Linked DNA regions of Homo sapiens: region 2 is linked to region 1. A link is an interaction called in ENCODE POLR2A ChIA-PET data of the cell type or tissue named here. Cell type or tissue: CD4-positive, alpha-beta T cell. All regions are shown on one strand. Each heading gives the region's core, and the rest is flanking DNA. Links, peaks and the distances in the headings are about the cores only.

Region 1 (12,049 bases), core at 1,322-9,321:
TAGGCACAAACCACCAGGCCTGGCTCATTTTTGTAGTTTTTAGTAGAGACAGGGTTTCGCCATGTTGGTTAGGCTGGTTCTGAACTCGTGACCTCAGGTGATCCACCCGCCTCAGCCTCCCAAAGTGCTGGGATTACAGGCGTGAGCCACCGCGCCCGGCCTAGAGAAAGGGAATATTAAGAGCAACAGGTCACTCCTGAAAACATGGAGTAGAGGGCGGACAAGATTCAGTTGGGAGTATAGAAAAAAACCTGATGACTAGTCTTGTGTGGTAGAAGGTAATAAGTAGGGTTGGCACCTACTTCTGCTGGTCTGTGGGATTCTGGATAATGGTTTTTTCTCCATCGATGACATGCTGCTTCAACTGGTGTGACAGCATACCTGTAGATAGTACACAACCTATGGAACAAGCTATCCAGTATCCCAAAAGGTTTCCAAATCCACCCACTTCAGTAGTTTGAAGTGGTAGGCAGTGAGACAACTACCTGGTTATGGAAACACAGGGCTCTGAGATTTCTGGCTTAGACTGGGTTATAGCCAGGATAGATCTTCAAGGGAGCAAAAGCCTCAATTCTGCAAAGCCACTCATTCTTTTTTTTTTTTTTTTTGAGATGGAGGAGATGGAGTTTCGCTCTTATTGCCCAGACTGGAGTGCAGTGGCGCAATCTTGGCTCACTGCAACCTCCTCCTCCCGGGTTCAAGCGATTATCTCGCCTTAGCCTCCCAAGTAGCTGGGATTACAGGCACCCACCACCACGCCCAGCTAATTTTTATATTTTTAGTAGAGACGGGGTTTCACCATGTTGGCCAGGCTAGTCTCAAACTCCTGACCTCAGGTGATCCGCCCACCTCAGCCTCCCAAAGTTCTGGGATTACAGGCGTGAGCCACCGCACCTGGCAAAGCCACTCATTCTTAGACCCTCAACCCTGTTATCTGTTCTCACCTTCTATTGGCGTGCAGTTAAATGAGTGGGCAACTTTGTTCCAGGCTTCTGTCACTTGTGTGTTCTAGAAGTACAACATCAAATGAAAGGTGAGATATCAGGAGCTAATAAGTTCTCTACAATGAGAATAAGAAGCATAAAAGAACTGAGCGTTTTTTTTTTTTTTTTTGAGATGGAGTCTGGCTTTGTCACCAGGCTGGAGTGCAGTGGCGTGATCTTGGCTCACTGCAATCTCTGCCTCCCGGGTTCAAGCTATTCTCCTGCCTCAGCCTCCTGAGTAGCTGGGATTACAGGCACGCAACACCACGCCCAGCTAATTTTTGTATTTTTAGAAGAGACGGGGTTTCACCATGTTGGCCAGGATGGTCTCGATCTCCTGACCTCGTGATCTGCCCACCTCAGCCTCCCAAAGTGCTGGGATTACAGGCATGAGCCATTGCACCTGGCAGAACTGAGCGTTCTAATATCCTCCATCAAGCCCCAATGATTGTCATTCACTGGTTTTTCATTTCATAGCTTGATTATCCCTACAATCTAAAAATACTTTATACAGATGCTCCCCAACTTGCAATGGGGTTACATCTCCAAAAAACTCATAAGTTGAAAATATCACTAAGTCAAAAATGCATTTAATACCCCTAACCTACCTAACATCACAGCCTAGCCTATGTTAAATGTGCTCAGAGCACTTAAAAAACATTATCCTACAGTTGGGCAGAATTATCTAACACATGCCTATTTTATATTAGTGTTGAATATCTCATGTAATTTACTAAATACTATATGGAAAATGAAAAACAGAATGGTTGTATGGGTACTCAAAGTATAGCTTCTACTGAATGTAGCATCAAGCTGAGGACCAGCTGTAACTGCATATCATTTTACCCAGTGCTTTCACAAAGATGGTCTAACTCAATAAATTTTGCATGTGAACAGGGCAGATGTATATCCCAATCTAGAAGACAAGGAAACTGAGTCTCAGGTTAAATGATTTGCCCCAGGTTAAATGAGTGTTAAGTGAAAGAACTTGGTCATAAACCTGGGTTTTCTTTTTTCTTTTTGTAGACGGGTCTCGCTATGTTTCCCAAGCTGGTCTCAAATGCCTGGGTTCAAGCAATCCTCCCACCTTGGCCTCCCAAAGTGCTGGGATTACAGGCATGTGCCACCACATGCCTATAATATTAAGTCCAGTGTTTATCCTTTTTTACCTGGCATTCTAATCTGTTTTGTGGGGACAGCAAATGCTTATTTTTCCTTTTTCTTTTGTGAGACAGGGTTTCATTGTTGCCCAGGCTGGAGTGCAGTGGCATGATCATAGCTCAGCACAGCCTCAATCTCCCAGGCTCAGGTGATTCTCCCACCTCAGCCTCCCTGGAAGCTGGGAATACAGGCACATGTTACCACGCCCAGCTAATTTTTGTATTTTTTGTAGAAATGGGGTTTCACCATGTTTCCCAGGCTGGTCTTGAACTCCCAGCCTCAAGCTATCCTCCTACCTTGGCCCCCCAAAGTGATGGGATTACAGATGTGAGTCACTGTGCCCAGCTAAATATAGCTAATTTTAAAAAGCTGTTTTATAAGGGGTCTGTAGGGGAGGTTGGTAGTTTCATATAGAGTAGCTATAGGTGCCTAATGCATCTTTGGTTCAAACGAGCTTTGGAATTGGATAAAATAGCTTACCTGATTTCCAGGTTTGACCAGGCGTAGGGCAGCTTCAGCACAAAGGTGAGCTGCCTTAATAACATCTGCTTTCCTCCCTGTTACTTGGGTCCCCTGTAGATAAGGACATGCAATCAGTATCTTCCTGGAAAGTCTGTTAACTCAGCTGGCTATCTGGTTAATATCTGTGAGCCCATATGCGAAGACCAGCCAATGAACAGGAGGGTAAAAACAACAACAACAACAAAAACCTTTCTCCTTTTGCTTCTCTAGAGACTCTCTCAACTTACGTGGTGATTGGGGGTGGGGATAAGAAGCAAATGGCAGTGCATTCCCTCTACCCCAAGGCTAAACAGAGATCAAAAGCAGGCCACCTACCTGAGCTACATCAACCACAAAAGTGTGAGCTACATTAGCGATGAAGCCATCCACATGGACCCCAAGGTCACTGAAAGGCAAGATCAGAGTACTGCATTAGGAACTGGCATTTTGTAAATGCTTTAAAAAAAGAAAAATGCTTTAAAACGGTTTAACCTTACATTTTTACCAAGTCACCTTCCTTGAGAATATAATCCTGGTCGCTCTTCAAAGGGGAGAAGTGACATACACAGTTATTTACCGAAATGCTGGTGGGAAAAGCAATACCTGTAAAGAAAGAATCATCAGCCTACTGCCTTGCTGTCTCCCGGGAGCCCTAGTGCCCTTCAGAAATGTAGAAGGATTTTTTCAGGGTCTTGCTTAAGTTTCATCAGTTTGGATTAGGTAGGAAACTGCTTGTATCCCACTTGCCATTCCAAATTTCCAAATACCTCAGCCAGAGCTGGGGTGGGGACTGCGTCATTACAGTGAAAAAAATAAAAACATATAGGACCAAATAAGGGTCAAACGGAAAATTAGTGAGGGATTTTTTTTTTTTACCTTTCTTCATTTCCTTTTCTTTCTTGAAGATTTTCCCTGTTTCTTCCATAATCATGGCATCACCTTTCTCACACAGGCTCAGTACCGACACACCTGAGCTAGATGCTTCCACCAAGGACCGAAGTACCCCTGAGGACAGAATCCCATCATGTCAGCCTTGTATGTATTCATTGTCTAGTTACCACCCAAGGAATACCTGGAAGTTGAATTTAAGAGTTTCCATAATACTCCCTGGTGCCATTGCCCTGAGGCTGAAAGGTCAACATTCCCTTCTCTTCCTTACATTATGTGACAACTGGGTATATACAATCCATCTCCCTAGGCAAGGCCTCAGACTTTCCAAAGATGCTACCTTTGGTGTGACAGGACAGAGTTATGAACTTCAGAGGGTTCTTGCCATGGTATCCCCACATACACGCAAAGACTAGATGAAATTTATAGGCATCAGGGACAAGAAGGTAGACAGAATTGCTGACTCGAAGCCGATGCACTGTTAAATGTTACCGCATTCCTTTCTCAGACACTCTAATTAGGTGTTAGGAATCTCAATCTATATAGACTTATTTCCTCATAAACAAGTGCATAAGCCAAGGAAACTTAATCTAAGGTCCCTGGGTTTCATTTCGGGGGATCATGGCTTATCTAAAAGAAATATGAGGCCAAAGTTATAAACTGTAAGAGATTTTCTGATTCAAACCACTAGTATCTCAAATACTAAAAGGCACCAAAAACCAGGGTACGATACTAAATGTCCACTGTGATATAAAGCACAGGTTTGACTTTTGGTATCTCAGTTTTGGTGATTCTTTGAAAGCTGGTAAAACTCAGATTTTCACCCACAGGACGGGAGGCATCCTAAATACCTGTTCCCCACCATCTTTGCTGTTAAAACCATTTAAAAGCACAATGACAAGCAGTTTGTATCTCCCTAACTGGAATAAAATGGAAAGGCTAACTGGAAAGAGAGAAAAGAGAAAGTGGCATCTGCCTAGAGTGACAGGCAACTGCTGAGATCGTCAGAGCACACCTGGAGTAAGGATGACTTGTGAAAATCCTAAAATCAGTCCTCCCTTTTCCAGTAATGTTCACAAGCTTGCCTAGTTGGGATAAGACGGAGACCCCAAAACATTTGAGTTGTCAAGTCACTGAGAACAACAAATGTGAATGCTAACTAAGACTATCTGCACAGATTGGAAAGGTGGTAGTAATGAGTAACTTCAAGAAAAGCCATATATATCTCCAAGACTTGCATTAGAAGCTCCAGGAGTGCTCTCCAACGGTCTCCTTAGCTGGCCCAAGGTAGAAGGGGGCCCCCACCAGGGTAAGAGCTGAAGTAAAGAAGGAAAGGCTCCAGCAAAGCACGTGGTGGGGAAGCTGGTGGTGGGGAAGCTGGTGTCAGGGACACTAGCGGAGTAAGAAGGGGGCCAGCCATCCGCAATGGGACCCAGCAACACGTGCCGGCTTGGCTCCTGACGCCCCGGAGACGCTACAAAAACAGAGGGGCACTTCTGTCGCCAATAGCTGGGCGCTTCCTTTTCGAGGTGGCCTCGCCGCTGCCAGAATCAGAGGAAGCAATAATCGGGAATGAAGGATAGGAACAAGAGAAAACACGTCTTGCCTCCTAACAAACGGCCTCGGGTCGGAGCCTGCCAGGGTCCCCTCTCTGCGCTCATCCTGGTCGCCGACCCGCACCTCCATAGACTTCAGCCTGGGCCTGCCCGCTCAGGTCCCAGGCGCGACACCGGGTCTTCCCACCACGCCGTGCCCAGCGGACCGGTGCGGGCCCCTCAGTAGCTCAGTCCGCATGACCCCTCCGCTCCAGCCCCTTCCGGGCCAGCCTGTTACCTTTCCCTATCAGCCTTGATTCCCCGACCCCCGAGGCCGCACTCACTGTTGGCGATGTCGCCCCCCATCTTATACTTGGTCACGACCAGGTCCTCAGCGATAGTTTGCTCCTGTTGCTCGTCCTCGCCCGACATCTTCCTACTACCACCACTGCAGCCTCGTTTCCCCTGAGCCGCCGCCGCCTCTGTCTCCCTTCCCAGCCACAGGCTGTGGTCAGAGTCCCCTCGATCCTCGAGGAGAGGGCGAGCGAAAGCGCGAGCAAGCAAGGGAGCGGGCAGGCAGGCGAGAGCGAGAAGCTGCGAGCGCGCGGGCTGAGGCGCAGGGCACGCTGGGACAACTAGTCCTCTCGGCCGCCAGACTCTAGCCGCTCTCGAGGGCCTTCGAACTACAATTCCCAGCCTGCCTCTCGCGCTCCTAAGCCAGGCCCTGGGGCCTTGCCCTCCAAGGGCCTCGCACGCCGGAATCGCCGGGCACTCTGGGAAGGGTCAGGCTCCGGCGGGAAGGCGGAGCCGTTGGGGAGCTTGAGGGGAAGCGTGGTCTCTCCCGGAAAAACCACTTCCACCGAGAACGCTGAGCGAGAGCCAGTAACAGAGAGGGGCGGGCTGAGGGGAGAGGGGCGGAGCTACGGCGGGGAAATAGGTTTAAAGTCGAGCGGGCAGGGGTGGAGTAGAGTGGAGCCGCAGCGGGTGGGCAGTGTCTACACCTAGGTCGGGGAGGCTGGGTGCGCCCTTCTTCGGATCCCTGGGTCGGCTGGCGAAACCCGCCCAGCCGGTCCAGTCGTCCTCCGAAGCTGGGAGAACAGGGAGGGGCAGACAGGTGGAAGAAGACCAAGGGTGCTGGTAACGGGGGCTAACTGGGCAGCCAGACACCGGAGGGATCATCCATTTAAAGGCCTCGCAATCTAGAGGCCGGACTCCTAATGAAGTAACATGACTTTATTGTTCCAATAACAGGCACCTGGATGGAGCACCTAAGGGAAGTGTTCAGAAAGACATGTTTGTTGAGAGTTCTTACCGTGAAAAAATAAAAAGATTTGATGACTTTTCTAAGATAATGAATTCAGAAGCATCTGGAGGTTTCAGTGTTTGGCCTCTGAAGGAGGGCTTATAGGGCTTTTTATAAGTCCTAAAGCACGTAGGTTCTTTTTGTTATTCCCAATTGGTTGCCTTGTAGATTCCTACTAAAACCCTTAATGAAAAGGACTATGCGCTATGGTTGTTCTAAAGAAATAGAAGTAATAGTAGGACTAGAGAAAGCTGCATGGGACAGAGTAGCACTGTCAGAACACAGAAAGGTGAGTATCCACTGCTGAGGAGCAGATCTCTTATCTAACATACGAAATGTCTTCATTTGACAGACAGGAAGCTGAAAAAAAACTTTGGCATTTTTATTCAGACACGTATAAAAACAAAACAAAAAACTTCAGTGATACAACAGACGTTTTCCCTTAGTTCCCCATCCAAGGGGACAGAGGTGTGCAGCTGAAGCTGGATCTTTTTTCTGTCCTACCTGGAAGCTTCTCACTGCTGGATGAGAATGGCTTCTAAAAGTGGATCTTGGGGATCCTTGTGAATTTGCCCTCGGATAAGGAGTGAAGATCATTTACGGCACATGTGGATTATGGTTTACACAAAGATGTCCAGTTATTTTTCCTTCTGACTACCCCCACCACCACTTCCTGAGATGAGATGTCTAGGTATAGGAGGATGTGGCTGTTGGGGTTAGACTTGATTCAGTGCAAAAACAAGAAACAGTGCCCCTTAAACAAGGGCTGTAACTTAAATCAGTTTTTCTTGGCACCTTACAATAAGAGCACATGCACAGGAATTGGGAGGATTTTGCATCCTGGATCTACTGCTTAATTTATTTCATCTCTTTAAGGCTCAGTTTCTTTTTTTTTTTTCCCCTGTAGAGACAGTGTCTTGCTATGTTTCCATAGGCTTATCTCTAATTCTGGGCTCAAGTGATCTTCCCATCTCAGCCTCCCAAAGTGCTGGCTGGGATTACAGGCATGAGCCACTGCACCCAGTTCTAAAGTTTTTTTTTTTTTTTTTTTTTTTTTTTTAAAGAGATGGGGGTCTTACTATGTTGGCTAAGCTGGTCTCAAACTCCTTGCCTCAGGTAATCCTTCTGCCTCAGCCTCCCAAAGTGCTGAGATTACAGGCATGAGCCACCATGCCCGACTTCCCTTTGTGTAAAATGAGATAATATGTATGTCACAGAATTGTTTTAAGGATGATAAAGGACTAAGTGAGATAATGTAGGTGAAGTTTAGTATGATGCCTGGCTCATAGTTAAGTGCTGAATTATGATAGTAATCAATATCTACTCCTAACCTCTTTCTTCACAGATTTTAAGCTTCTGTCTTTCTAGGGGGTTAAGAGTCATAAACCAAAATTACACTTTCCTCTGCTAGGTTTCCTCCCTTTCCTCTTCTTGACAGTCTGATGGGAAACAAAGGCACACATAAGAGCCTAGTTCCAAGTAGTCAAGAGCCTGAGAGGAAGGGATATGGAGAGTAATCCTTCATATCTCCAGGAGTGCCTGTGAAGAAGCTGAGGAATGGGACTGGGAAAGCACACAAAATAAGGAAAACCTTTCCTGGGGTTGGGAAAGAGAAGAAAGTGCACAGCTGGCTACATACCATAAGAATTTTGTGTCAAAATGTTTAAAAGCCTCCAAAGATTGAATGGAATTGTCTGGGACTGGGGAAAAGGGGCTGGGACCTGGGAGAGAGAGGGAATAGGGAGAAGACGGTACCCTCTAAAGGCACTAGCTGCCATTAAATGCTCCCTGAGTGCCACAGGGAGCAGGAGTTACGTTCTCTGGGCATTAGCCTTGGGGAAAAGCCTGCTATGCCAGTAATCAGGGTTATCAAAGGCAGAGTCTGTAGCCTCTAAGCTACGTAGAGTTTTTAGGCGGGCATAATGGACATGGGGGGCCTGATGTCCAGGCCCCTGAAAAGCTCTCATCTCTTCATACCCTTGCTCAGATGCTGGGCAGGCCCCCATGGCTGCATAATCACCCCCAGGACCACCTCCATCTCGTTGCCGATTCATATATTCATAGTCTTCATCTGGAGTTGTGCCTGCAGTGGGCATGATGGGTACAGGGTGGAGTGGGCAACTCTGTGTGCTGCCCAGAGAGGCACTGAGGTCTGACCCCACATCCATGTACTCATAACCCAGCTCCTCAAGGGAACTTGGCCTAGGGGGATGAGGTGGACTGTGCCTTCTCCTCCGGTTCATGTATTCATACTCCTCATCTTCATCTTCTTCTTCAGTACCCAGGACAGAACTGAGACCCACTGAAGAAAGGGTGCCTTCCCGGGAGGAGGGAGTACCTGGGGGTTGAGAAGAAAGGCTAGGTATGTGAAGAACTTCATGAGGGTAGGGGAAAGTTTGAAAAAATTAATAGGACAGAGAGGCATATGATCAGAGAAGAAAAAAGAGGAGCCCGGGGAAAGAATTCGAGGAAAAATTGAGGAAAGCCCTAGGAAGAGTCAGGCACCTTTGAGGTGTGTATCTGGCATGACATAACCGTTGACATCCTCTTCCTCTAACCCGGGTGGGGAGAGTGGGGTAACAGGAGTCAGCAGACTGTGGCGCTGGGAATGGTAGGCGCTATCTCCGCGTGGCCGTGGGCTCCGGCTCCTGCTCCGGCTCCTACACATTGACACTTTCTCCTGGAGCTCAGCCTCAGAGCCTGTTACATGCCCCTCTGATGACTCTGATGCCAGGCATCCCCGTGGCATTGGGTGTAGAGAGACTGGACGGGGGCACCGTTCACTGCTCCCAGAAACTGCAGACTCCTAAGGAAGAAAATAAACAGAAAATAATGCAAGGAAATTTACATGATGAGGAAAGAAGAGAGATTTGTTTAGAAGGATATTGGGTTGTTCACTGCCTTTTTTTTTTTTTTTTTTTTTTTTTGAGGTGGAGTCTTGTTCTTGTCGCCCAGGCTGGAGTGCAGTGGCATTATCTTGGCTCACTGCAGCCTCTGCTTCCCTGTTCAAGTGATTCTCCTGCCTCAGCCTCCCGAGTAGCTGGGATTACAGGCACCTGCCATCATGTGCAGCTAGTTTTTGTATTTTTAGTACAGACAGGGTTTTGCCATGTTGGTCAGGCTGGTCTCGAACTCCTGACCTCATGATCCGCCCACCTCGGCCTCCCAAAGTGCTAGGATTACAGGCGTGAGCCACCGCACCTGGCCTTTTTTTTTTTTTTTTAAGAGACAGGGTCTTGCTCTGTCACCCAGGCTGGAGTGCAGTGGTACAATCTCAGCTCACTGCAACCTCTGCCTCCCGGGTTCAAGCGATTCTCCTGTCTCAGCCTCCTGAGTAGCTGTGATTACAGGTGTGCACCACCACACCCAGCTAATTTTTGTATTTTGGGTAGAGACGGGGTTTCACCATGTTGGCCAGGCTGGTCTCAAACTCCTAACCTCAGGTGATCCACTCTCTCTGGCCTCCCAAAGTGCTGGGATTACAGGTGTGAGCCAACTCGCCCGGCCCTCACTGCCTTCTTTTTTGCAGGACACTGATTAAACCTCAGAGGTTTCTAATGTCTTCCATACTACTCGTATCAATCTGATCCTAAAACCCAGCCTCTCAGCAACAGAACTTACCTGGCAAGACTCCCCAAGATTACCCTGGTTCATGGGCATGTATCCAGATGATGGACTTAAAAGGCTCTGGCTCTAGGATGAAAAAATAAGGAAAAGGTTAAGATGAAGGGAGAAATCTACATTCACCATGGGGGCCTTTGAGTAGTTAATCTGGGTATCTGTAGGGTTTGTGAGGGCTCAGGGTGCAAAGTGTTGGGTAATTAGAAGTTGTCTTACCCCACGTGGCCGATTAAGTGTTCCAACTGGTAGGCTGAGGGCGGAGCCCAGTGTGGTGGTTGCCAGGTTGTCCTCCTCTGCTTCCAAGTCTAGGTCTAGGTCTAGTTCTGGCTCCAGCTCTACTTCCTCTAGCTTCTTGTTTGTCAGACCATGGGGCTCTGGCCCAGGGGCTATTCCAGGCCCACTCTCTCTCTATATCGATAGGTGATTGTTAGGGGGAATCCTGGTTCCAGCCAACTCCTCCTTTTTCTAAATTTCCTTAGCACCTCCTACTCCCTACTCACCTTTATGACCAGATACCGTGGTGGGTCTCGGGCCATCCTGGTGAACTCATTGGCTAGTTCTTTAAAGGTTGGGCGAATGTTCTCATCAATCATCCAACCTGGAGATAAGATGTAGGAGGTAGAGACATAAAAGAGAATACATTCCATGGCCGGGCGCGGTGGCTCACACCTATAATCCCAGCACTTTGGGAGGCCAAGGCGGGTGGATCACCTGAGGTCGGGACTTTGAGACCAGCCTGGCCAACATAGTGAAACCCCATCTCTACTAAAAAGACAAAAAAAAATTAGCTGGGCGTGGTGGTGCACGCCTAAAGTCCCAGCTATCTGGGAGGCTGAGACAGAAGAACTTAAACCTGGAACGTGGAGGTCACGGTGAGCCAAGGTCACGCTACTGCACTCCAGTATGGGCAACAGAGCGAGACTCCATAAAAAAAAAAGGAATAGAGCCATAAGAGGAGTACAGAGGGAAGTCAGAAAATGGCTGCAGTCAGGCCGAGCATGATGGCTCACACCTGTAATCCCAGCACTTTGGGAAGCTGAGGCAGGCGGATCACCTGAGGTCAGGAGTTTGAGACCAGCCTGGCCAACATGGTGAAACCCCATCTCTACTAAAAGTGTAACAGTTATCCAGGTGTGGCGGGCGCCTGTAATCCCAGCTACTCCGGAGGCTGAAGCAGGAGAATCTCTTGAACCCGAGAGGCGGAGGTTGTAGTGAGCCAAGATTGATTGCACCATTGCACTCCAGCCTGGGTGACAATTGTGAGACTCTGTCTCAAAAAAAAAAAAAAAAGAAAAAAAAAGAAAAAAAGAGAAAATGGTTGGGCTCAGCAGGTAACTCACACTTGACCATCACCATGTAGACATCAATTGTGCAGATCTGGGGCTGTGCCAACCGCTCCCCCTTCTCTAGCAGGTCTGGTACTTCAGCCAATCGTAGCCCTGCATAGGGCTCTGCCCCGAAGGTCATCAACTCCCAAACTGTCACACCTGTTGCAGGAAGACATGGACTAGTCACTGGCAAAATAGTAGACATGGGCATGAAGTGAAGGGAAGGCAGAACCTGATCTAACACAAAAATCTGAAGTGCTTAGAGATTCTAAGAGGGGGTCTCAAAAGGTAAATTTGAAACTGGGGCCAGTGATGGTAGAGAGGGCATCCAGATGCACTGACCATAGCTCCAGACATCACTCTGGTGTGTGTATTTCCCAAAGTGGATACTCTCAAGGGCCATCCACTTAATTGGAGTCTGCGGATTAAAGATAGAGGTATCACAAGTTTATTTCCACAAATTTTCTTAGGATTTCCAAGTCCCAAATTCTTTTTTTTTTTTTTTTGAGACGGAGTCTCGCTCTGTCGCCCAGACTGGAGTGCAGTGGTGCGATCTCGGCCCACTGCAAGCTCCGCCTCCTGGGTTCACGCCATTCTCCTGCCTCAGCCTCCCGAGTAGCTGGGAGTACAGATGCATGCCGCCACGCCTGGCTAATTTTTTTTTTTTTTGTATATTTAGTAGAGACGGGGTTTCACCGTGCTAGCCAGGATGGTCTTGATCTCCTGACC
Region 2 (12,049 bases), core at 2,382-10,381, 280 kb after region 1:
TGAAAACAAACAAACAAACAAAAGCTATATGGGTAAGGCTTGGAGGGAATTCGGGAGTCAATTTCTTTGGGGACCAGGGCACCTCTATTATTGGTCAGAGGTAAATATTCATACTTCCCTTCCTCCCCCTTCCCCATAAGACTCTTCTCTGTTCTTGGAACATATCCCTACAAAGCTGGTCTGGGTTGAGGCACAGATCCTGTCCCCAAGTCCAAGAGGTGGGGAAGTTTGTGTGCAGGTCCTGTGGGCTCAAACCCTGCCCACCTAGTGTTCCCAGGCCCTCACAGGGGTAAGGGAAAAAGTGGAAGTCTAGGCTCAGGTCTGGTTAGAACCAGAGATTAAGGTGAGGGGTACAGTGGAACCACAGTCAGAATCCAGGTCCAGGACGGTGTGGGGGGCTGTGGTCTGGGGTCCTGGTCCCAGTTGGCACTCTTGAAGACTCTGGAAGTAACTCTGGAGGGACACAGGGCAGAGAGGGAGTAAGGAGGGGCCTGGGTCAGAGCCCCCCTCCCACCCTGACCATCCCCATATGTCCTCTGCTCCATCTGCCCAGGGTGTCCCCAAGTCCCCCACTCACTGGAGCGAGACTGTCAGCAGGGCTGCAGGTATTGGCAGGGAGCTGATGCCGACAGCTGCCCTCACAAAGCCCCACCCCAGAGGGGATCCAGTGCCATTTGGCCTTTTGCTGAAGGGTCTGAAGGAGTTGGAGATGGCTTTGCTGGTGGCTTAAGACCACTGCTGGCCGGGCGCGGTGGCTCACACTTGTAATCCCAGCACTTTGGGAGGCTGAGGTGGGTGGATCACTTGAGGTTGGGAGTTCAAGACCAGCCTGGCTAACATGGTGAAACCCCATCTCTACTAAAGATACAAAAACTAGCCGGGCATGGTGATGCATATCTGTAATCCCAGCTACTCGGGAAGCTGAGGCATGAGAATCACTTGAATCCAGGAGGCGGAGGTTACAGTGAGCCAAGATCATGCCACTGTACTCCAGCATGGGTGACAGAGTGAGACTCCATCTCAAAAAAAAAAAAAAAAAAAAAGACCACTGCTTCGGAGGGGGCAATACAGACTCAAGAAGGCCTCTTTAGGCCCTGAATCCTACCCTATACACACTCACATTCTAAAGAAACCCATTTGACCTTCCTGTTGTTTCTCTCAAGCCTCATCTTCCCCCCCCATTTATTCCTCTTTTTTTTTTTTTGAGATGGAGTCTCGCTCTGTCGCCCAGACTGGAGTGCAGTGGCGCGATCTTGGCTCACTGCAAGCTCCACCTCCCGGGTTCAAGCCATTCTCCTGCCTCAGCCTCCCCAGTAGCTGGGACTACAGGCGCCTGCCAACAGGCCCAGCTAGTTTTTTTTTTTTTTTGTATTTTTAGTAGAGATAGGGTTTCACCGTGTTAGTCAGAATGGTCTCGATCTCCTGATCTCGTGATCCGCCCGCCTTGGCCTCCCAAAGTGCTGGGATTATAGGCGTGAGCCACCGTGCCCAGCACCCCCCCGACAATTCATTCTAAAAGAAATTCTTCGAAATTCTATTTTTCCTCCTAGACTTCCCTGAGATCCTCCTTTCCTTCTGTAACTCTTTCCTGCTTCCCCTGACTCCTTCAACTTTTTTTTTCAGTGCCCTGCCCCATTCACCTTGGACATCCTCCCCCACTCTCCTTCCTCAAGTGTATTTCTCCCCTTCCCTCCTTAAGTCTAGGAACTGGGGACATGAGTAGGCACAGGTTGGCTGCTTCTGTACCACAGCACTAACTCACCATTAGCGTGGCCTCCATGTTCCTCAGGCACGAGCTTCCACTGGGCCAGGGCTCCAAGGGCCCCCAAGGCTGGCCAGATCCCCAGTAAGACCCAGCTATATCAGCAGAGAGAAGGCAAGGCTGGAAGTGTCTGCAGGCGTTGGCCCAGCCAACTCCCCAGTGCCAGCCCCTCCAGGAAGTAGTCAACACAGGCCACAAGCACTGCAGAACCCAGCAGGGTTGTGCCCAGAACTGTGAATGGACGTGGCCACCGAAGTGTGAGCAGGGCTCCCAGCAGCGCCAGCCCCACCAGCCCCCCAGCTGGCACCCAGGCTGAAGGTGGTTGGTAGATAGGCTCAGAAGCCAGCAGGGCTCCGGCACCCAAGGTCAGGCCTAGCAGGAGACCCGTCAATAAGAGCCCAACACAGTGAACCAACATGGTGACCACGCCGCAGAGGAGTCATGATGACCACGGCGATGCCCACTCTCATTTCCAGGCTCAGCTGTGTCTCCAGCACCCGCACCTTGTGGCACAGTAGGAAGCTCACCAGCGCTCCTGACAGCTGACCGGAGAGAAACGTCACTGTCTTGAAGCAGCAGTAGCCTGGGAAGTGAGGCAGGAGGAATTGAGAGGCAGGAAGGGGGCTCTACAGGGATGACTCTGATGAATTCCAAGGGAGAGGAATGGCTCACTAGAGGAGCAGAAGACAGGAGCAGCACGTCAAGGGACCTCAAGGCCAGGGGCAGAAAGGGGTCGCTTAGGGTCGGGGGGGGGCACTGTTTCAGGAACTGTGAGGGAATGGGAGGGAAAATCAAGAGGTAAGATGGATACATTGAGGGGAGTAAGGATAGAAAGAAGGTCTAGTCCTTTTAGGGATAGCAGATAGGAAAAAATCAGCACAAGCTGATTCAGGTTTTTGGAGAAGAGTGAAGAAGTCTGAAATATAGTGAATAATTTAGGAATGGGGTTTTCAGGTAGGAGTTAAGAGAAGAGCAAATGATAGATGCCAGAGGTGAAAGCTGGAAGGCATGGGCATGGAGGATGGACAAGAAGCTGGCAAGAGCAACATGGGCCTAGGAATACAGCCAGAGCAACATGGGCCACACTAGAGGTAGGAACCCCTGGCAGAGGAGGTGAGATGGCCCAGGAGCAAGGAGGAAAGCTGGCATCATCCTTGAGGATGACAGTCTTGGGCAATGGCCCCCCAGGTCCTTGGCCCTGCCCTCACTGAAGCAGCAGTAGATGATTCCAAAGCAGCAGCAAAGGGCACACACCAGGGCAAGTGCCAGTTCAGGATTGTCCTGGGGTTCCAAAACACATCTTGGGTCTGGAGGCTCTGGGAGTTGTTGATTAAAGGGCCTGGGGTCAGATGTCACAGCCAGGGGCAGCAAGACTTCCTCCATGGCCAAAGAGAAAGTGGTCACAGAGCGGGAGGTGTCAGCTCCTCTCACCCATCCATGAATGTCTTTAGGGGATTGGGAAACCTGCAGCGGGGCACGGGGCAGAAACTCAGGTGCCCATAAATCTTGAGGACTCTGTACCTCTATTTCTTTTAAATAATGGTGCCCATTTCAGGAGCCAGTATGACCCTGTTGAGGTAACTGAAGAAATCTACAGGATTGGATTGAGAGGAGCAGGATCTGTCTTTACCACTCTCTGAAACAAGTACACTTAAGTAAAATGTAAAATGAAATCTTATAAAGTAATGAAAATCTTATAAAGTAATGAGCCTTTGCCTCCCCCCACCACCCTGCAGCTCTTCAGGGTGAGGGTGGAAAGAACAGGAAGCCCTGGGTGTGTGGAGGGAGGGGTGCTGGGACATTATTGCCCCATCTGCGACTGGGACTTAATACTACCCCACTGGATTGGGAAGGGTGAGGTTAATAGAGAGGGGAGAGGGAGGGAGAACAGGAGAGTATGAGTCATGGTGGGGGTCTCTGGACAGCTGCTCCAGGCCCAGGGCAGAAAGAGGGAAAAAACCAGACACCAAGAGTTTGGGAGGAGGAATTAAGTAGAGACAGTCACCCACAGTTTGTCAGGGTTTTAAAGCCTCAGCTTCATGCTGAGATGGAGTTGTTGGAGGAAGAGGCATCCAGCCACAGTCCTAATCCCACAGCCCCTCATGGAATAAGCAGGGACTTTGCCCACAGACATCTCACATCCTGGTAGCCACTCGCACCTCCCCTTAGGATATTGGTGGGACTTTTCCTACCTCACCCTTCCCCCAGCGGTATCAGGGCTGCCAATGGGATTTGAATTCAAATCCTGAAAGGAGAACACCAAGGAGGAGCTGGCATTTCGGGCACTGTGGGAATGAAGTGGCAAAAATGCAGGCACATTACTTTCTTCAGCTGTCCTTTGGATATCAAGGTCCTTACAGGCTGGAGGGTTGACTCTCGGAGCTCCTCTCCTCAATCTGCTTGGAAGTCTGGGGACCCTGGACAAGCGGGGGTTGGGGAGGGGATGTTAACTACTCACCATCCTGCCAGGATTGAGGAGAGGAGGGGGTGGAAGTGCTTCCCTAGACCTCCAGATGCATCCCTGCTCGGAGGTCCTAGACGCCGGGGGTGCGGCTGTCGGTCAAGAGCACCCCCAGGGTCACTCTGTTGCTGCCTAAACTCTTTCAAGTCGCAGCCCAGGCTCTGTGAGCTAAATGCAACTAGCTTGCAGGGTGGAGAAAGGGGACAGGGCGTGTGTGTTGGGGTGTGTGTTTGTGTTTGTGTGTGTGCGCGCGCGCGTGCGCGCGGTGGGGGGAGGAGGGGTGACATCACAAGGCAGGCCCCTCCAATTCTTTCCCGTGTGTGTGGGGGGACCCAGGTTGCCTACTGCTCTAGTCCAGGACCAGAGACCCCCAACTATATAGCAGGTAAGAGTCTTGAGGGTCACCCCAAGAGTTTTGGAGAAGGGTCTCCGAATACTTAGGAGATGACAACCGGAAGCTCTCAAAGCCCCAATAGGGGTCCCAGCGCCCCCCTAGCTTCAGCTTGGTTTCTTCCACTTTCCAGAGAATTGGAGTATTGTCTCCTGGAGAACCGGGTGGTCGGGATCGTGGACCAGGGAAGGGGCTTTTGCTGGTCGGGGAGCGCCAACTGGGGGTTCATGGGTGGAAAAACTTTCGGATCAAGACGGGGTATAAGGCTAGAGGCGTGTGCAGAGGAGGGGACCGACGGAACGGGGACCCAACTGGGTCTACGTGGGGGCGGGGGCGCTTGTGGACGTCCACCAAATAGCTTGGTATGCAGATGAGATGTCAAGCAGCAGGTAGATGAGTTCAGTGTTCTTTGGCTCACGGGCAAAGTTCTGAGCCGAGCCAAGTTACGCTCCCAGTTCCTAGGCACCGCTCGGTGATCGGGCCTGGGGAGCTGCGACCCGAGGGGCGGATCCAGGTATAAGGGGCAGCTCGCCAGCTGGGTCAAGCGCGGGGGAGGCCGTGGGTTGCTGTGAAAGGAGGGGCAGTGCTGCGGGGCGAGGGAGGGGGCCAGCCGGGGCACCCTCTCCTCTGCTCCACCTCCGCACCGCAGGATACAAAGGGGCCTGTGTCCTCGCAGCTGCCGGCACGGAAGGGATCAGGGCAGTGACTCTTCTGAGCTCCCTGGTTTTGTCTGCAAGGGAAAAAGACTATATGTGGCTCGGTGGCTGCCCTCCATCTCCCAGGAATACAAAGCCTAGGAATACACCCAGAGCAATCCTGAGAGTCTGCCCTTAGTCTGCAGGCATTGGTGCAGAGTCCACCTGCCTTGCTTCCTGCGGTGCAACCTGCGGGAATCCCATTCCCACACGCGGAGGGAGGGGCCTTTAAATGGCGGGGCCAGTACTTCCTTAGGACCGCCTCCTTGGAGTCGACGCAGCCCTAGCTGGATTGGCTTGCCTCTCAGCCAACCGCTATTTCTTTTCCTTCCCGTCTCTTCCCTGGTGACCCCGGAAGTGGAAGTAGGCCCAGGTCGCCGGCGGCCGCGGGGACGGAAGGCGGAAGCAGAGCGTGAGCGGGAGGCGGAGCCGGGAGAGCGGCTCTCGTAGCTCACCCTGGCCCCAGGCCGGGCGGCTCGAGGGGGAGGAGTTACCGCCGTTCTTCGGTACGTCCGTCTTTTTTTTTTTTTTCGTTTTTTTTTGTTTTTTTGAGATGGAGTCTCGCTCTGTCACCCAGACTGGAGTACAGTGGCACGATCTCGGTTCACTGCAACCTCCACCTCCCGGGTTCAAGCGATTCTTCTGCCTCAGCCTCCCGAGTAGCTGGGACTACAGGTGCGCGCCACCACGCCTGGCGAATTTCTGTATTTTTAGTAGAGACGGAGTTTCACCATGTTGGCCAGGCTGGTCTCGAACTCCTGACCTCGTGATCCGCCGGCCTCGGCCTCCCAAAGTGCTGGGATTACAGGCGTGAGCCACGGTGCCCGGCCACCTTCGTCCCTTCTACACAGCCGGTGGGTTCCCTGTTAGTCTTTCTTAGGGGCAGCCCTAAGCTCCGCCCCCAGATTTTCCTCCAGGGCCGCATGGCCCCCACCCATTACTGGAAGTCTGTGGCCCCCTTTCCGGCGGTCTTTCCCATTTTCCTAAGAGTGACCCACCCTCCCCCGACCACACCCTTTACGGTACCTCCCTGTTTCCCTGATTGAAGGTTATAGTTTTCTGGGGAAAGAAGAAAAACTTAAGTGATTTGGAGGAGAGGGGAGGGAGCAAGCAGGGTTGTGGTGAGTCTAGTTTTGGCTTATTGCTAGGAATAGCGAATGCCCCAAAAGAACTTGGGAAAACAAGGGAGGTGGATGAATTAAATGTGTCCACTATTTGAGATTGTTTAATTCCTCTCTTGGTCTCATCCTTGACTGTCTCCACCTTGATATCTGTTACAGGCATCAGAACACACCATGATGGCTGTGACCTAAGACCCTCAGGAAGCCCCGGGGTCATGGCCCAGAAGCACCCCGGAGAAAGAGGGTTGTATGGAGCCCACCACAGTGGTGGTGCCTCCCTCAGGACTTTAGGACCCTCCGTGGACCCTGAAATACCTTCATTCTCAGGACTCAGGGACTCAGCAGGGACTGCTCCTAATGGTACCCGCTGCCTCACAGAGCACTCTGGTCCTAAGCACACACAGCACCCAAACCCAGCCCATTGGTTGGACCCAAGCCATGGCCCCCCAGGGGGTCCAGGACCACCTAGAGATGCAGAGGACCCTGATCAGAGTGAGACGTCTTCAGAAGAAGAATCAGGAGTGGACCAGGAACTCTCAAAAGAAAACGAGACTGGGAACCAGAAGGATGGGAACTCTTTTCTTTCCATTCCATCTGCTTGCAACTGCCAGGGAACACCTGGAATTCCAGAAGGGCCTTACTCTGAGGGAGGAAATGGTTCTTCTAGCAACTTTTGCCACCACTGTACCTCTCCAGCTTTGGGGGAAGATGAGTTGGAAGAGGAATATGATGATGAAGAATCTCTCAAGTTCCCCAGTGATTTTTCACGTGTGTCCAGCGGAAAGAAACCCCCATCCCGGAGACAGCGGCACCGCTTTCCAACGAAGGAGGATACTCGGGAGGGTGGACGTAGGGATCCCAGGTCCCCTGGTCGACATCGGCTGGGTCGGAAACGAAGTCAGGCAGATAAGCGCAAAGGCCTGGGATTGTGGGGAGCCGAGGAACTATGTCAACTTGGACAGGCAGGCTTTTGGTGGCTGATTGAACTGCTGGTATTGGTGGGAGAGTACGTAGAAACTTGTGGCCATCTCATCTATGCCTGCAGGCAACTGAAAAGCAGTGATTTGGACCTTTTTCGAGTTTGGATGGGAGTGTGGACAGGGCGGTTAGGGGGCTGGGCCCAGGTCATGTTTCAGTTTCTAAGCCAGGGGTTTTACTGTGGAGTAGGACTGTTTACTCGTTTTCTTAAGCTGCTGGGTGCTTTGCTGCTCCTGGCTCTGGCCCTCTTTTTGGGCTTTCTACAGTTGGGATGGCGGTTTCTGGTGGGACTAGGTGACCGGTTAGGCTGGAGGGATAAGGCTACCTGGCTCTTCTCTTGGCTGGATTCTCCAGCCTTGCAGCGTTGCTTGACTCTGCTGAGAGATAGCAGGCCATGGCAGCGGCTGGTAAGAATAGTTCAGTGGGGCTGGCTGGAGTTGCCTTGGGTCAAGCAGAATATTAATAGGCAGGGGAATGCACCTGTAGCTAGTGGGCGCTACTGCCAGCCTGAAGAGGAAGTGGCTCGACTCTTGACCATGGCTGGGGTTCCTGAGGATGAGCTAAACCCTTTCCATGTACTGGGGGTTGAGGCCACAGCATCAGATGTTGAACTGAAGAAGGCCTATAGACAGCTGGCAGTGATGGTGAGTACCCTTCTGTTTCCTGTTTCTCTCTTTTGTTCCCATATTTTTTTTTTTTTTTTTTGAGATGTAGTCTCGCTCTGTCACCCAGGCTGGAGTGCAGTGGCACAATCTCAGCTCACTACAACCTCCGCCTCCTGGGTTCAAGCGATTCTCCTGCCTCAGCCTCCTGAGTAGCTGGGATTACAGGTGCGCGCCACCATGCCCGGCTAATTTTTTTTGTATTTTTAGTAGAGATGGGGTTTCACCATGTTGGTCATGCTGGTCTCGAACTCCTGACTTCATGATTCACCCACCTCAGCCTCCCAAAGTGCTGTGATTACAGGTGTGAGCCACTGGTCCCAGCCTGTTCCTATATTTTCTATTCCAGTTTTAGGGAGAGTGGAATAAAGGGAAGGCAGAGTAGAAAGTTAACGGGTAGGTGAAGGTTAACGTTCTTCTTTTTTTTTTTTTCTTGAGACGGAGTCACGCTCTATCGCCCAGGCTGGAGTGCAGTGGCGTGATCTTGGCTCACGCAAACTCCGCCTCCCGGGTTCACGCCATTCTCCTGCCTCAGCCTCCCGAGTAGCTGGGACTACAGGCGCCTGCCACTGTGCCTGGCTAATTTTTGTATTTTTAGTAGAAACGGGGTTTCACCGTGTTAGCCAGGATGGTCTCGATCTCCTGACCTCATGATCCGCTCGCCTCAGTCTCCCAAAGTGCTGGGATTACAGGCAGGAGCCACTGTGCCCAGCTGGTTAACATAGTCTTAGGAAAGAGTCATAAAGACTTTTTGGGCCAGGTGCAGTGGCTCACACCTGTGATCCCAGCACTTTGGGAGGCCAGGCTTGGTGGCACATGCCTGTAGTCCCAGCTACTCGGGAGGCTGAGGTGGGAGGATCAGTTGAGCCCAGGAGGTCGAGGCTGCAACAAGCTGCGATCATGAACCTACAGTCTGGGCAACCAAGCCACACCATCTCAAAAAAAAAAAAAAAAAAAAAAAAGATATTTTCCCCTCCACTATGGGATCTGATCTTCCCTCCATTTTGTTTGTCACGAGATATATTCTTTGAACCTGGTATATTGGGCAGTGTAGAACTCACTCACCTGGAAAATCTAGGTGAAGTCCCTCTAACTGGAGTGGGAAAAAGACCTATTCAGAGAGCACCTCAGTTGCTCTTACCTGAACAAATGAGGGTTTTCTTTTTTTTTTAAACATGGGGTAACCCAACTATTTCTCCCAGAGAAGCAAATATGGACCTAGTATGGGAGGGTCAGGGAGTGCATGTAAGGATTTTAGCACCAGGTAGGAGAAAACAGGCTGTTTCAAGATCAGCAACTCAGAATAGGAGAGGGCAAGAAAATGGAGGTGTATGCATATGTATGTCATACATGAAAATATGGTTGCTTTTATTGATAAGAGGGTGTGCAGGGCCAGGCGCGGTGGCTTACGCCTGTAATCCCAGCACTTTGGGAGGGTGAGGTGGGCAGATCACAAGGTCAGGAGATCGAGACCATCCTGGCTAACATGGTGAAACCCTGTCTCTACTAAAAATACAAAAAAATTAGCCGGGTGTGGTGGCGGGCGCCTGTAGTCCCAGCTACTCGGGAGGCTGAGGCAGGAGAATGGTGTAAACCTGGGAGGCAGAGCTTGCAGTGAGCCGAGATCGCGCCACTGTACTCCAGCCTGGGCGACAGAACAAGACACCGTCTCAAAAAAAAAAAAAAAAAAAGAGGGTGTGCAGATGGGAGTTGTCATGCACCTTATGCTTGAGGGAAATGGTTTAATACAAGCATGCAATCAAATTGCATTAGAAGTAGATATTAGGTTGATATTAGATAACAGATTGTTACTGCTATTTCTGTACAAATAAAACTATTATGAATATAAGTAAGGTGTGTAAATTGGAGGCCTACTTACACTGGAGTGTATGGAGCTGGACTGGTAAAACATCACAGTGTGCAAATTACCTCAATGGCTGCATGACACCAAAGAGGAATGGGCAACTAAAGTTTCCATTAATGATTAAAGGTACAGTAAACCACCACACCTGTAACTTACCAAAGGACTGAATTAATTTGGTGGGAAATGTATGCCCCTTAGTAGGTAGCTTGGTATATTCTTTTTTTTTTTTTTTTTTTTTTGAGACAGGGTCTCACTCCAGTTCCCCAGGCTGGAGTACAGTGGCAGGATCTCAGCTCACTGCAGCCTTGATCCCCCAGGCTTAGGTGGCTTCCACCTCAGCTTCCTGAGTAGCTGGAACTACAGGCGTGCATCACCACACCTGGCTAATTTTTTGTATTTTTAGTAGAAATGGGGTTTTGTTATGTTGGCTAGCCTGATCTCGAACTCCTGGACTCAAGCAATTTGCCTGCCTCGGCCTCCCAGAGTGCTGGGATTACAGGCGTGAGCCACTGCGCTTGGCTTCTGCTGTATTCTTAGAGTGGGTAACAATTGTTTACTCTCATTGTTACTAATTCTACTAGTAGTAGAGCTCTTTTCTCACTTTCTTTTAGTAGACATCCTGTTTTGGAGAATATTATTCTTAACAAAAATTCTCATTTTTCAATTTCTCTTGAAGTAGAGATGTAGTTAAGTTCCCCTAACCTCAAAACATCTATCCCTATACCCCAAAGATCTCTCTCTGTCCTGGACCAGAGTGTCTCTGGGCTTTTATTGAACCTCTCACTGCCTTACTAAGCCCTAGTGTGAACATGACTAAAAGGCTGTTCAATTAGCTTGGGAATGTGGGAAATTTGACAGCATTTTAGTTATTTGGCATCAGTCAGGAGACTAGCTTTATCTCTGCATTTTTGGGGAATGGGGATGGGTACAATCAGGAAGCTGTAGGAAGAGAGGATATTACTTGTCTTGGAGAGAAGGCTGAAAAGTACATAAAGTCTCTGAGACCATGATATGCTATTTCATTTCTGGGACTGAAAGGCATATCACTGTAGGAAGTTTTGGATATGAGAATTTTCTAGTTAAAAAAGAGTTTCAAGATGTAACATCTTTGGAACTCTTATTTTATGACTGATACATGTGTGTGCCAGAGACCAACTGTCCCTGTTCATCTGGGATTGAGGAGTTTCTAGAGGCATGGGACTTTTTAGTGCTAAAACTGGGACAGTCTCAGGCAAACTGGAATGATGAATCCACCGTAGTACCTGATTCTTTGCTACATACTTCATATATATTCTTATTTAATCCTCCCAACAATCCATGATAGATATTCAGGCTGACATGATAGATAATCCCAACAATCCATGATAGATATTCATGATGGCACACGCCTGTAATCCCAGCACTTTGGGAGGCTGAGGTAGGCAGATCTCTTGAGGTCAGGAGTTCGAGACCAGACTGGCCAACTAGATGAAACCCCGTCTCCACTAAAAATACAAAATTAGCTGAGTGTGGTGGTGCATGCCTGTAATCCCACCTACTAGAGAGGCTGAGGCAGGAGAATTGCTAGAACCTGGGAGGTGGAGGTTACAGTGAGCTGAGATCGTGCCACTGCACTCTAGCCTGGGTGACAGAGCGAGACTTCATCTCAAAAAAAAAAAAAAAAAAAAAGATATTCAAGGTAATGTAGCTAATTATAACAGAGCCATGAATTGAACCAGATCTGCAGAGTCAGAGCAGTTAATCATTAAGCTACACTGACTCTTCAAAAGGGTGATGAAAGAGAACCCTTTGATATGAGAATAAATTCAAGGTGAGGAGAGGGTTGGAATGGATTTGTAATGAAATCTCTCTGTCTTGGTAGGTTCATCCTGACAAAAATCATCATCCCCGGGCTGAGGAGGCCTTCAAGGTTTTGCGAGCAGCTTGGGACATTGTCAGCAATGCTGAAAAGCGAAAGGAGTATGAGATGTAAGTTGGAGATGGGAAATCATCAGATAATGGTAAATGAAAAATCCTCAATAGCAGAGGCATCTGGACTTGGGGGTGGAGGCTTGTTGAGATGGAGAGAACTGAAGTCACTTGTCTTTCTCGCTAGACAGGGGCCTCAAGAGGCCA

The links. Peaks named below come from ENCODE experiments on the same cell type or tissue, not always from the same donor. Only the 100,000 strongest peaks of a DNase experiment are listed, where the experiment ranks them.
Region 2: POLR2A ChIA-PET joins it to region 1 with 10 read pairs; 12 of 35 experiments call an interaction of 5 or more read pairs at or near these places.

Annotation. Positions count from the first base shown.
Region 1 is chr12:56,098,189-56,110,237 of GRCh38, reverse strand. It overlaps ERBB3 (erb-b2 receptor tyrosine kinase 3), which reads right to left. Exons shown (of 28, transcript NM_001982.4): 22 at 11,663-11,738; 23 at 11,333-11,479; 24 at 10,493-10,590; 25 at 10,209-10,400; 26 at 9,993-10,064; 27 at 8,877-9,177; 28 at 6,733-8,709. The coding sequence ends at 8,183. PA2G4 (proliferation-associated 2G4) reads right to left here and starts at 5,679. Exons shown (of 13, transcript NM_006191.3): 1 at 5,413-5,679; 2 at 3,522-3,650; 3 at 3,143-3,248; 4 at 2,982-3,051; 5 at 2,625-2,717; 6 at 945-1,008; 7 at 303-381. The coding sequence starts at 5,500. It overlaps LOC105369782 (a long non-coding RNA gene), which reads left to right and starts at 5,819. Exons shown (of 2, transcript XR_944995.4): 1 at 5,819-5,950; 2 at 6,320-6,424. RefSeq lists enhancers at 5,405-5,624, 5,635-5,984. In CD4-positive, alpha-beta T cell, for the core only: no CTCF peak of the experiment used is centred there; DNase peaks (open chromatin) are centred at 4,967, 5,847, 6,677 and 7,047; H3K4me3 peaks cover 3,072 bases; H3K27ac peaks cover 3,853 bases.
Region 2 is chr12:55,823,255-55,835,303 of GRCh38, reverse strand. It overlaps DNAJC14 (DnaJ heat shock protein family (Hsp40) member C14), which reads left to right and starts at 5,717. Exons shown (of 7, transcript NM_032364.6): 1 at 5,717-5,815; 2 at 6,590-8,052; 3 at 11,796-11,902. The coding sequence starts at 6,646. It also overlaps the pseudogene TMEM198B. RefSeq lists enhancers at 4,250-4,449, 4,404-5,141 and a silencer at 5,670-5,779. In CD4-positive, alpha-beta T cell, for the core only: no CTCF peak of the experiment used is centred there; DNase peaks (open chromatin) are centred at 4,483, 5,713 and 6,213; H3K4me3 peaks cover 2,789 bases; H3K27ac peaks cover 1,920 bases.